3 separate regions of the Homo sapiens genome follow, and regions 2 and 3 are each linked to region 1. The links are chromatin contacts, found by Hi-C or POLR2A ChIA-PET in ENCODE. All regions are on one chromosome and are shown on one strand. Each heading gives the region's core, a stretch centred on a gene start or an enhancer-like site at or near the end of the contact. The rest is flanking DNA. Distances are from core to core; before and after follow the strand shown.

Region 1 (4,078 bases), core at 846-3,345:
CACCCCCACCTCAGCCTCCCAAGGTGTTGGGATTACAGGCGTGAGCCATCGCACCCGGCCTCAATTTTCCTTTTTTGAGTAGACTCTCCTAGGCAGTCTAGTCTACATTAGAAGAATAGAATACATACAGAGTATACGCAGTATACCATGGTGAGTACGTGGAGACAGACAACCTGGATTCATGCCCCAGCTCCACCATTTACTAGCTGTGTGACTTTGGCAATTTCCTTAATATCCCTGAGCCTCAGTTTCCCCATCTGTGACGTGAGGATAACAGAAGTACATACCTCACAGGATCGTGGCAGGGATTAAACACATGGAAAGCACTTGAAAGAGTGCCCGCACATGATTAGATTTTGTAGCTCTGCTGAAATGTATACAAGTGTCCTGCCTCACTCCCCAGCATCTTCCACCTGCCCAGAGTAAGGGCAGCAAGAATAGGAAATAGGGGACCCCTTTGTGACCCAACTGCCAGTCTCAGGAAGCCTTCCTGCAAGAACTTCTAGGCCAGGGCACTGGCCCCAGCAACCCGAAACTCATGACTCCATCCCCCTAACTCTTCCCCATGCATACCTGTGACTCCCAACTTGTCATCCTTTCCTGTCAGTTTCCAGGTTGCTCTTCCTTCTTCCAAATTACCAGAACTCCGTTGAATGGATTTGGGTCTGAGGTCAGATTCATTCTCAGGCTTTCCTCCTTCCCCGGAGAGGCATTTAAAACTCCACCAGCGTTTCTTAATGTGTGGACACAGCAGATGACCTGGGGTGTTTGTTCCAAATACAGATTTTCCATTTCATGCCAATAGGATTGAATATGAATTGCTGGGGACGGAGCCTGCATTTTAGTAAGCTTCTGGGAAACATTTTTTATACATGTATACATTAAAAATGGGATTTTAATCACAATTAAAATTTCTCTCCCCACTTTCAAGAAAATAATAATTGGTGGAGGATGGGGGCTTGGCATCCCAAAATTGGGAGTATAGGCTTCTTAGAGCTACCTCTTCCCAGTCTTCTCCTCACTTTCAAGAAAATAATCATGGTGGAGGATGCGGGCTTGGCATCCCAAAATTGGGGTATAGGCTTTTTAGAGATACTTCTTCCCAGTCTGGGCTGGCTCAACAGCAAAGGGAAAAGGGAAGAGAAGGGGCAAAAAGTCCTAAAAAGCTGGGGGTGGGGCGTTCACCTCCTTCCAAACCCTCATTATCGTCCTGAATTACGGGTCGCTGTCCCCGGCCACTGTCTCTCCACCCTCTCAGGAGTGGGGCGAAGAGGCCCGCGCTGGGCCATTTGCACAGTGGTGGAAACTGAGGCCCAGGGAGGCGTGGAGCCTCGGTAGCAAGCCTGCCTAGCAGGGCGCTGGAATGCCCGGTCTCCGCCTCAACCTACCCGGCCACCAGGGAGCGCGCGGTAGGGGGCGTGGTACTCGAACACCTTCTGCTCCCCTGGAAGCTCTGCCACAACCCCAATCTCCTCTTAGGGCCCCTACCCGTTCTGGAGAGCAGTCCTTCCTCTCCAGCCTCAGTTTCCTCAACTGCTCCCGGTGTGTGTGTGCTGGGGCAGGGGGCAGTGGGGCGTGGGTCTGGGAACGGAACTGTGGGAGGCAAGGCAGCGGGATTCCCCGCGGGAAAGCCGCCTATTCCCTCCCCCGGGCGGCTGGAGACCCTGAACCGAAACAGGAGGCAGACACCCCCAGCCGGGAAGCGGCCCCAGCCCGGATTTCCCTCCCGGGTGAGGCCGCAGTGACTCACCCCCTCCCCGCTCTCCCCGGTTTCCTTGTTTGCATTTCTCCTCCCGGCCACGTGGCGGCCAGTGCAGCCACTCACCGCCGGATCCCTGACACCCCGGCCGTTGCGGCCTCCTCCACACACTTCGGGGCCGCTCCTGCCCCCTGGGGATACTCTGGGCTCAGGCGGATGTCCACTCTGGTACCCCCGGGTGCGGACTCCAAAGCCTGCCAGTGCCGGCCCCCTTCCCCTACGCATTCCTCTACCGTAAGGCAGGGCGCCTCCACCCCGCCCCCTCCGCCAGTCCTGGGGAGGGGAAGGGGGCGGGCAGCGCAGGGGGTGTGACAGCTCCCGCCCGGACCGGTGCCAGCGCAGCCTTGCTTCAGCGCCCGGTGCCAGCTGGCTCCTTCGTCTGAGACGAAGGCGCAGGCTCGGGGCTCCCTGTCGCCGGTGGCTGGGTGGCGTCCCCCCACCACGCCCCCACCCCTCTACTCACCCAAGAGGAGCCTCTCCACCGAGCCCTGCATCCTGCTGCCCTGGCAGCCAGTCCAGCTAGGCACTGGCCCAGTTCACTGTACCTGGACTTACCCACTGGCACCCTCCGGATCCCCTTATCAAAGCTGATGGGGGTCGCTGGGGACCCCCCAGCCTTTTGCTAGAGCCTGCACGGCTGTGCGAGCTTGAAAAGAAACATGAAGGTGGGTAAGGTGGGGTCAGGGTTGAGGAGGAGCAGGAGAGGGCGGGAGAGGAAGCTGACACGGTGGGGAGTTTGGGTGGGAGAGGGAGGGTTAGTCAGGGCTGAGGAGGAGAGGAGAAGGGTTTAAGCCGAAGCTGCATTTCTGGGAGACCTAGTGAATCTATAGCTTCATACTGGGAGGTAGTGGAGATCCCTGCAGGGGCATGGGCAGTGAGATGGGACAGAATTCCAAAGAGGACTAAGAAGGGCCTGATCTTTTCCAAGAGCCAGCTGGAGACCCCTAAGTGCGCCAGACCGGCAGGCCCCAGTGAAGGTCTTCCTGTTCCTCCCCCCAGCTCCTGGCAGGGTTGCAGCACCTCCGCCTGACCAGTCCAGAGGACTCTAAGGAAGTAGTTCTGCCTGGGGCAGTTGTACTGTGGCCCAGCCGCCCCAGTCGTGTCCCATGGCTGTCCACTTTCCTCCCCGTGTCACAGGTGGGCTGGCCAGGTGAGAGCTGCTGGCAGGTGGGCCTGGCTGTGGAGGATAGCCCAGCTCTGGGAGCACCGCGGGTGGGAGCCCTCCCTGACGTGGTGCCGGAGGGGACACTACTCAACATGGTGTTGAGAAGGATGCACCGGCCCCGAAGCTGCTCCTACCAGCTGCTGCTGGAGCACCAGCGTCCGAGCTGCATCCAGGGGCTGCGCTGGGTGAGTACCTTTCACCTGCCCAGGTGCCAGGGCCAGTACCAGAGCTAGAGGGGGGCCTAGATCATGGCTTGGCATGCTGCTGGTGGCCCAGCTTGCTCTGGGGGTGTACAGTGGTACAGCTGCCGTGGACACTGGGTCAGGAAGCTTGTCTGCAGTGTGCGTGGGTGGCTCACACAGCTGCAACGTGTGTGTGTCTGTGTGTGTGTTCTGCCCAAATGTCTCTGTTTGGGCATGGGGGGAAGGGGAAAGGGATTTGTTGTTTATCTGTCACCTCAGTGAGCCGGCATTGAGTTAGGTACTTGTGTGTTCTTTCCAGGTGGAGGTGGGAGGTATGGGGGCCGGGTCAATGGGTTGGAGTGAGGTAAGCTTGGTTACAGTTCTGGGTGCATCACCGTGGCAACATTCTCCTTTAGTGAGTTACTGAACTGTGCTAATTCTGCGTTTTGGTCTTAGGGTGAGGTGATCATGTGGACACTGCTTGGTACCTGCCTTTGGGGGGCTCAGGGAAGGATTCTGAGACATTTGGAGAATCTGAGATCACCAAAGTGCCCTTTGCTAGTGAGAAACATCTCTGGACCTGAAAGAATGAAGGAGAGAGCAGGGAGGGGAAAGAATGGTGGGATTTGGGAGGCAAGATAATGGCTGTACTATCCAAATCAGCAGAGAAGCTATCCCCAACCATCCAGACTAAATAGAGTAGCTTAGCTTGAGATTCAGTTATGTCTCCACTGCGTGTGTCCACCCAGGTTTCGCTATGTTGCCTAGGTAGGTCTTGAACTCCTAGGCCCAAGCAATCCACCTGCCTTGGCCTCCCAAAGTGCTGGTATTACAGGCGTGACCCACTGCGCTTGGCCGGGAGAGTTCATTTCTTTTTTCTTTTCTTTCTTTTTTTTTTTTTTAACCAGAGTCTTCCTCTGTCACCAGGCTGGAGTGCAGTGAAGCAATCTTGGCTCACTACAGCCTCTGCCT
Region 2 (4,230 bases), core at 392-2,891, 1.1 Mb before region 1:
GGCTGTAGTGCAGTGGCACGAGCATGGCTCACTGCGACCTCGACCTCCTGGGCTCAAGCAGTCCTCCTGTCTTGGCCTCCCAAAGTGCTGAGATACAAGCATGAGCCACCTCACCTGGCCCATTCTTTTAACTATGTGGCCTTTGAAGGCATAATTACTCTTTCTGGGCCACAATCTCCTTACCAGTAAAATGGAGATAGCACTCATCTCATACTGCTATGAGAACTAAGTAAAACAAATAAGGTAGGTTAAGTGTCCAGCCCAGAGCTGAGCACTTAGAAGATTCTCAATAAAAAGTGGCTGCAGTTTTTGAAGATTCTGGCCTACCATGGTTGGTCTGATTCTTAGTTTAATCTGTGAATCTGTGAGTCGAGCGCCCTCTCGTGCTTTTGTGGTGAATTACACCTAACAGATCTCAGAGCTCTCTTCTTTCCCTTGCGTTCTCTCTGGAGTAGAAGCTGGGAGGTGAAAGGCTGCAGGTTCTAAGAGAAGTGTGTGTCTCCGAGGGTTACTTTGGGCCATTGTACGTGATGCTCAGGGCTTTAGGATTACTTGGGTCTATCCTGAGGCTCTGCTTGAGAGCTTGGGCATATTCAGAGAGAAAAGGCAGACCTACAGCCATGTGGAATTGAAGCAACAAACCTGCTGCTGGCAAAATGGGAAGGGAGGTCCGAGATACTTCTGGTTATCTAAACCGTTTCCGCAACTGCAATGTTTTGTTTTGTTTTGAGGGAAAGAGTTATGAACCCATAAGACCAAAGAGAAACACAAAGTGAACTTACGATTTGAGGTTAAAACAACAACAACAACATCAACAACAACAACAACAGCAACAACAAAACTCAGTGGAAGACTGAAGTAGGGGAATCTGGGGGAAGAAAGAAGCAAAAATACCAAGATAGCTCAACAATTGGTCACATTCCAAAGGGCAAGAAATTGAGGAAACCAGGGTTCCATCTGGAATGTTGAGAAAACAGGTGCTAGAGCCCAGGAGATACCATCCTTCCGGGAGGACTTTAGAGCCCATTGTGTGGGCTCATTTGGAGCTGTAACAATAACTGGGGGTTGTTATGGCATTCACCCGGCTGCAGGGGCCAAGGTTGCTAAAACGTCCTCCTAAGCCTGGGATAGTTCCACACACAATGGAGAACTGCATCACCCTCCTTGTGAACCTACTCCGGTAACCTGATCTTTAGTTTGTCCAACTGTAAAATGGGGCTAGCCCCATTCTCACAGAATTATTATAAAAACCGCTTTTCCACGAATGGTATTTATTGTTACTGCGGTTGTTAGCTATAATTACGTACTACAGATATCTCAGGAAGCCCTTAAATTCCTCCACTGTAAGCCACGGGCAAGGACAGTCATAGACCGTAGTTTCTAGGAAGACCAGCCGATTCCAAGAAGGGTGCTCGGCGGGAGAACCTAATGCCGAAAGCCTATTGGCGAAAAACTCTTCCTTCCCGGACGCTAACGTCTGGCAAACCACATTGCCCGGCAGACCCCGCAGCCTGGGGCCGGCGCTCAAGTCATGCATTCTGGGATTGGTAGTTTCCAGGCCTCAGTGTCGGCCTGTGCCGCCCAGCTCCAGGAACTCGCCTTCCCAGCTTGCCTCGCGGCCGGGGGGGTGGGGGGTGTTCATCTCCGCGACCAGGAAACGGGAAAGATGGCGACGGCTCCGCGACGTTGAGGCCGCGTTGGGCGGTTCAGACTCAGGGTGGTGAGTCCCGGGCGGTGGAGGCGGTTCCCACGAGCTTACAGAAAGGGCTAGAGTCAGGGCACGGCGGTGGCCCCTGCCTCCTGGATGAGGCGGGAAAGAACGCCTCAGAGAAGGGGCATGAACCCGGGAAGCTCGGGCGGGCTGGAGTGAAGGGGCGCGGGCCCCAGGGGTAGTGTTGGCTCCTCCGGGCACAGGCCACGTCCCTGCACGATATTTTCCTCCCAGGACTCTGCCTATGGGCACAGCGCCTCTGATACCCCCAGTCTGACCTTATTCTTTCATGCTTAAAGTAGCCTTTGGTGCAGCCAAACTGGAACTCTGGCTTTTCTCTCGCAGTCAGTCCATGTTTTCCCGCCTCTGCGCCGGCCGTATTATTTCTTTTGCCGGGAATGACTTCTTTTCCGCGTCCTTAATTACATATCTTAAAATTCTACTTATACTTAAAAGCTCAAGCGTCACTTCCTCTTCCAAGCCTTCCACATCACCTTTTACAAGTGAAAGGAAACGCCTTTGAACACCTGTATTACTACATCTGAGCCTTGATACTCTTCTTGGTATGTGTCTCATACCCCCTATTGTTCTTTTTTTTCTTTTCTTTTCTTTTTTTTTTTGAGACGGAGTCTCGCTCTGTCGCCTAGGCTGGAGTGCAATGGCACGATCTTGGTTCTCTGCAACCTCCGCCTCCCGGGTTCAAGCGATTCTCCTGTCTCAGCCTCCCGAGTAGCTGTGATTACAGGCGCACGCCGCCACGCCCGGCTAATTTTTTGTATTTTTAGTAGAGACGGGGTTTCACCGTGTTCCCCAGGCTGGTCTCGAACTCCTGAGCTCAGGCAATCCACCTGTCTCGGCCTCTTAAAGTGTTAGGATTACATGCGTGAGCCACCGCGTCCGACCTCATAACCCTGTTGTTCTAAACACTTCCTGTGAACAGAATTTATTTTTGTAACTCACATAGCACCTAGCACTGTGCCTTGCGTACAGTAGATGCTTGTTAAATACGTCATTGAGTGAAAAAAAAGAATGTGCCCCTGCCCTGCAAGAACTGAGGACCTGAAGATCTGGAGGTTTGAGAGGAAGGCTGCTGGGAAGCATGGCCAGAGTCAGCCTGGTTATTTGGCCCTTGTGATAATAGAACCTGTAATAAAAGTTGCCTGTATTTACTGTCTTCTTCTCATTTTTCATTCTCTTCCAAACTCATTCCACTCAGGCTTCCATTCCCGCAATGCAACTGAAACAGCTCTTGTCAAGGTCACCAATAATCTCCATTTTTCCAAATTCAGTGGTTACTTCCCTGTCCCTTATTCCCTCTCCACTTCGGTGGTACTTGACACAGTTGACCCCTCCCTCCTTGAAACATGTTTTTGGCTTCTTCGTTGCCATGCTTTTCTTTGTCTTTTCTCACTGGCTGCTAGTTCTTTTCAGTCTTTTTCTCTGGTTCATCCCGTGGCTAACTCCTGTTAAAGTGTTCCAGAGCTCAATTCTGGAGCTTCTTCTCTATTTTTTTTCTTTCACTATGCTGCCTACTTAGGTAATATCATTTAGTGTCCCATGGCTTTAAAAGCTATCTGTGTATTGGTGACTCAAGTTTTTGTCTACAGACCCTCTCCCCTAAGTTCAGATTTGCATTTCTCTTTGCCTTCTGGGAATCTCCACAGATATTCTCACACTCAACCTGGCCAAAATGAAACGTTTGATTTCCTCTTAAATCTGTTCGTTCCCTAGTCTTCTCCAGTTTGTTTGCTATGGCACCACAAACTATTAGGTTGCTGAAACTATAAATTTAGGAGCTATCTTTGTGTCTGCTCTTTCTGCTTCTTCCTTAGTAAGTCCTGTTAGCTTTGCCTCCAAAATATACTCTGACGCTGCCTACTTCTTTCCATCTCCATCGCCACGTTCCTAGAACAAGCCACTGCCATCTCTTGCCTAGAGTACCATAATAGCACTCTCAGTGGTTGTGTTTTCACTCTGTCTCTCTGCTATATATTTTCTTGCAAGTCACCAAAGTATTAGATTGCTTCCTGTTTAAAGCTCTTCTAAGATCCCCATTGCAGTTAAAATCCAAGTTAACTCTACTCTGACCTGTAACACATTTTCATTATCTGACTCCTGCCCAGCTCACTGAACTCATCCTGAATCAGTATTCCTCCTGCATTAGTGCTTCCCAGGGTCAAGAAGTCTTTCCACCTCAGCCTGGGCTCAGGTGATCCTCCCCAGGCAGGAGCGAAGGGGCATGGGCCCCATAGGTAGTATTGGCTCCTGGGGGCACAAGCCGTGTTCCTGGACGATATTTTCCTCCCAGGCCTCTGCCTATGAGCTCTTGAGCACTTTTGAGCTCAGGCATTCCACCCACCCTAGCCTCCCAAAGTGCTAGGATTACAAGTGTGAACCACCACACCTGGCTGATTTTTTTTTTTTTTTCTCTCGAGACAGAGGGAGTCTTGCTCTGTCACCCAGGCTAGTGCAGTGGCACTATCTCGGCTCACAACAACCCGCACCTCCTGGGTTCAAGC
Region 3 (4,432 bases), core at 719-3,218, 1.5 Mb after region 1:
GTTACCTTATTTACCTTATCTGTAAAATAAGGATAGTAATAGTACTACTCATAAGTGAAGTATTTTAAAAAGTGCTTAGAAAGGGCCTGATATATAATGAATACCCCAACATTTGGTACTATTAATGATCAGTAAAGTGTTTTATTAATTATATTGAATCCCTTAAGGTAAATTAAAGAGCTTGACAAAACCCATTTTCATATAAAAGATCATTTTGAATTTTTCAAAATATTTAACATTTTCATATGAATTTAGGGACTCAGAACACCTTGTCCCTGTCTCTTTGCTTTTGGGCCTGCCTCTTTCCATCTGAGCTCTCATTAAACAAAGGATTTTTTTTTTTTGAAACGGCATCTCACTCTGTCACCCAGGCTGCAGTGCAGTGACATGATCTCAGCTCACTGCAACCTCCGCCTCCCGGGTTCAAGCAATTCTCCTGCCTCAGCCTCCCGAGTAGCTGGGACCACAGGCATACGCCGCTATGCCCAGGTCATTTTTTGTATTTTAGTAGATAACGTAGATACGGGGTTTCACCATGTTATCCAGGCTGGTCGCGAACTCCTGAGCTCAGGCAATCTGCCCACCTCTGCCTCCCAAAGTGCTGGGATTACAGGTGTGAGCCACCGCGCCTGGCCAGGATTCTTCTTCTGTGTCTCTTTCCTCACCACTTAAGTCTTCCATTGGCATTGCTTCCCTAGGCCAGAAACCACTATTCCTGTCCTCGAGCCTCACTGAGAGCCTCTGGTCCCTCACTTAAACCTTCTACTCATGCCCTACTTCCTGTTTCCACTGGCTGGCTGTCACACTTGCCTGGAAAACCCCTGAAGCTGTGCTTTCCAACCACACAGACACGGCGACACTAAGTTCTTGGTCTGCATTCTCAGTTGGGTCCTCCCCACAGTCCAGCCCCTCCATCATTTTCAGCTAGTGTTCTAGTCTCTTCAACAATGTTTTCAAATCTTTATACAGGTATTTCCCCTAGAATAATTGGGGGTGGGGATGGAGAAGCAGGGAGAGTTGGTGGAGATGAAAGATGAATGGGAAAGTGCAAGGTGAAGATGCAGGAGGGTTGAGACCCTTGAGAAAGGTAGACTAGAAGTAAGAGGTAGAAGAGGGTGAGGGAGAGGCCAGCAATAGCAGAAAGGAGTGGAGAAAGATAGGCTAGCCCAGAACCGATGCATTTCCTATGGTTTGTCTAAGTTCCTTGTCCTGGATTTTAAATTTTTCTTGTAAATACTCTGCCTCAACAAGCAGTATGTCTGTAAGTTTTGGAGTGAGGGCTGTGGGTTATTAGGAGACAGTGATAGATCAAAGGAGGACTAGTAATAAAGACCACTTTTACCCCAGCTCAAGGAGTTTTTATATGTACTAGCCTGCTTGTTTAATTGAGGATAGTAAAAGTTTTATACTTCTAACTGGATCTAGAAGAGGAAGAATTACATAGTTTAGTAAGCCTCAGATCCCTTTTGGAAGGAGTGAAACATGGGGGAGGGGAGGTTGAAAATAGAATTTAAATATATGTCCTGCTGAAGTAAATAATGCTTGAGGTGGGCAGATCACCTGAGGTCAGGAGTTTGAGATCAGCCTGGCCAATATGGTGAAACCCGTCTCTACTAAAAAATACAAAAATTAGCTGGGTGTGGTGGCATGCACCTGTAATCCCAGCTACTCAGGAGAGGCAGGAGAATCACTTGAACCTGGGAGGCAGAGGTTGCAGTGAGCCAAGATTGTGCCACTGCACTCCAGCCTGGGTGACAGAGCAAGACTCTGTCTCAAGAAAAAAAAAAGTAATGCTTGAGGAAGTCAACCAAAGGAAGCAGATGAGATCTTACTTTTCACACTGGAAGCTAGTCAGCATCCCACAGCAATGAGAATGATTCAGTTGTAAGTGCTTTTCGTCACTGTCACCTTACTTGGGTAGCCGTGGGGTCTGTGTTTACAGGTAACTGAGCTGCAGTGTTGGCACAGCACCTCACCACAGACAGTGTGGCGGGTGATGCACAGCACAGTGTGGTGAGAAACAGAAAGAACTGGAATGTATACACCACAAGGCCAGAGCTTAGGGCTTTCAGTTTTGCTGCTTCCAGGGAGGTCAGTGGACCAGTAGCAGCAGCAGCATCTGGCAACTTGTTAGAAATGCTGAATCTCAGGTCCCGACCCATCCATTTTAACAAGATCCTAATTTGCACACACGTTAAAGTTTGAGAATAGCTGCTTTCAACTTTGCAAGGGAGAGTCATGCTAGGGAGGGCTGGCAACGGTTCTCTCTTTTTTTGGGAGGAATGGGTCCTGGAGAAGTTGAAAGCACTCAGCTGCAAGGCAGCCCCAAACACCCCCATCTGAGCTATTTCTGGATCTGATGCAGTGACGGCTGCTTTACCTCCACCCCTACCAAAGGTTCTGATGCTGTGTTGGGAGGATGTCATATGATTTGTTGCTGTGTAGCTAGGCTTTTAAAATATAGTCTTATCTCCCTTAAAGTGTCCTGAGGTTGGTTTTTGTTTGTTGGTTGTTTTTTTGTTTGTTTGTTTTGGGGTATACTTTATATACAATAAAATTCTCCAATTTAAAGGGTGAGGTTTGTTAAATTTACCCAAATACAGTTGTGAAATCACCACCACAATCATGGTATAGAACATTTCAATCACATTAAATGTTTTGGTTTTATTTGTTGTCACAGCTTTCCACTTTATTAGCATATGGTACTTTTAAATATGAAAATAATAACATTATTCATATAATCTTTGGGTAAATTATGGAAGACCAAATAATTACAATTCTGTTAATATGATTCAAAACATTGACAAATAACGTTTTTCAAATCGATGTTTAGATGTTCGTTGTTTAAAAGATGAGTCAAAATTTTCTTGCAGCAAAAAGAGTAAATATATCTAGGACCACTGTGACAAATCTTTTTCATTTTTTCTTTTTTTGCTCATGCCACTTTGTCTAAGATACTCTCAGGAATCTGTTTAAAAATCATGGAAAGCAAGAGTATCCCCAGAGGATTAGAAATAGGCTAATTTAATCCCAACTTTCAAAAATGGCAAAAAGTAGATGCCAAGGAATAGTGTAGAGAAAATTATTAAACAGCTTGTTTATGTGCAATGACTGCAGAAAAGATTACTCTGTAGAAACCAACAAAGTTTTTCTAAATAGTCACTAAACTAATATCATCTTTTGAGATACAGTGAGCTAAGTAGATCATGGGACTATCTTCATAGAGGGAGTCTTGATTTTAGTTAAGATATTTGGCATAGTCTCACATAACTTGCCAATGAGGTTCTAATGTTTCTAAATTCACTGATTCTCAGCGAAGACTCTGTTATGTGTGTGTTTGATGTTGAAGGTAAATAGGTAAATAGTTGAATTAAACTGTCGTTGTCTGTCTTACAGTCTAGTGATGGAGACACATAATAAAGCAATAAAATAAAAAGATTACTCTGGCTGCTGGGTGGAAGACGGATGTGAGGAGACAAGATGATCACAGTTATCCAGAAATTAAGGACGATGGCTCACACTAGAGTGGAGATGGGAACAAAATGCCTATGGATTTGGGATAAATTTTGGAGATAGAAATGATAGGGCACTTGCCAATGAACTAGATATAAAGGATGAGGGAATGGGTGAGAGATAAGGTCGACTTCCAGGCTTCAAGCAGTTGGCTGGACAATGGGCCATTTCCAGATGGTCTTGTTCTATTCAAGGTTGATGCCAGTGACTTGGATGAAGGTACACTTAAGATATGAAGTTAGATGCAGTGGTTGATATATAAGTAAAAAGGATCAACAATTTAAGAAGAGATCATGAGACTTGAAAGATAAAATGTAATGTAAATAAATATAGGACTGGCACTTAGCTTCAGAAACAGACAAAAAAAGTACACAAGATAGAATCAGGAAGACAGCCTAGTAGCATTCACACCAGAAGCTCAAAAAGAATGAAAAGTGTGTGGTTGCCGTAAAAATGAATTCCAAAATAGATTACCTTGAAAGAAGAAAGATGTCTGACTCAGAGAAATTAAAAATCCTATCATGCTTTGCGCTGTTTGGACCAAATCTGATGTTATAGCATTGTGTTCATCTCAGCACACAGCCTTTAAAAAGGATGGTTGAGGAACTGGACCATGACTGAGATGTAAACAGCCCAAACACTTCATCACAAGATGAACAGTTCAAAGAATTAAAGATGTTTGAGTTAAAGAGCACAATCTTAAAATGAGCACCCTCAGGACTGTTAGGTAGGAGAGGTGTTAGATTTCAAGTAGATACAAATAGGTCCAGAAGGTAAAATGAGGACCCAAGGATAGAAGTAGCGACAGTGATTTCAGCTGAGCCTCAGTTCCAAGCACAGAACTTTTCAGAAACAGAATGGGTTGCATAATATGTCCCCTTTTAAAAGACACTTTGCAGACCTGGATGCCTGTGTGTTG

The links. Hi-C counts contacts between places; a loop is a spot of excess contacts on that map. ChIA-PET counts read pairs that join two places held with the same protein, here RNA polymerase II (POLR2A). Pooled maps may share reads with other maps.
Region 2: a pooled map shows a loop between it and region 1 (5-fold over the local background). The contact joins the promoter of DDX23 here to the promoter of RAPGEF3 in region 1. A Hi-C loop is called at or near these places in 1 of 50 pooled maps. POLR2A ChIA-PET finds 5 or more read pairs at or near these places in 3 of 52 experiments (MCF 10A, activated T-cell and endothelial cell of umbilical vein).
Region 3: a pooled map shows a loop between it and region 1 (5-fold over the local background). The contact joins the enhancer-like site here to the promoter of RAPGEF3 in region 1. A Hi-C loop is called at or near these places in 1 of 37 single-sample maps with no recorded cell type and 6 of 50 pooled maps. POLR2A ChIA-PET finds 5 or more read pairs at or near these places in 1 of 52 experiments (OCI-LY7).

Annotation. Positions count from the first base shown.
Region 1 is chr12:47,756,897-47,760,974 of GRCh38, reverse strand. It overlaps RAPGEF3 (Rap guanine nucleotide exchange factor 3), which reads left to right and starts at 2,095. Exons shown (of 28, transcript NM_001098531.4): 1 at 2,095-2,424; 2 at 2,897-3,109. The coding sequence starts at 2,419. It also overlaps a transcript of SLC48A1 not described here. RefSeq lists enhancers at 1,547-2,215, 2,216-2,884 and a silencer at 1,926-2,275.
Region 2 is chr12:48,849,574-48,853,803 of GRCh38, reverse strand. DDX23 (DEAD-box helicase 23) reads left to right here and starts at 1,641. Exons shown (of 17, transcript NM_004818.3): 1 at 1,641-1,720. LOC105369755 (a long non-coding RNA gene) reads right to left here and starts at 2,083. Exons shown (of 2, transcript XR_944925.3): 1 at 1,990-2,083; 2 at 1,255-1,754. RefSeq lists enhancers at 507-716, 1,596-1,785.
Region 3 is chr12:46,212,772-46,217,203 of GRCh38, reverse strand. The region is part of intron 5 of SLC38A1 (solute carrier family 38 member 1); the gene reads left to right. Among named protein-coding and RNA genes, the nearest start is that of SLC38A1, 54 kb to the left of the region's middle. RefSeq lists enhancers at 634-693, 864-1,193, 1,755-1,814. Within about 2 kb of position 1,968, at least 13 of the 41 ENCODE cell types and tissues checked have a DNase peak (open chromatin) inside an H3K27ac peak, as active enhancers do; they include OCI-LY7, where a contact is called at or near this core.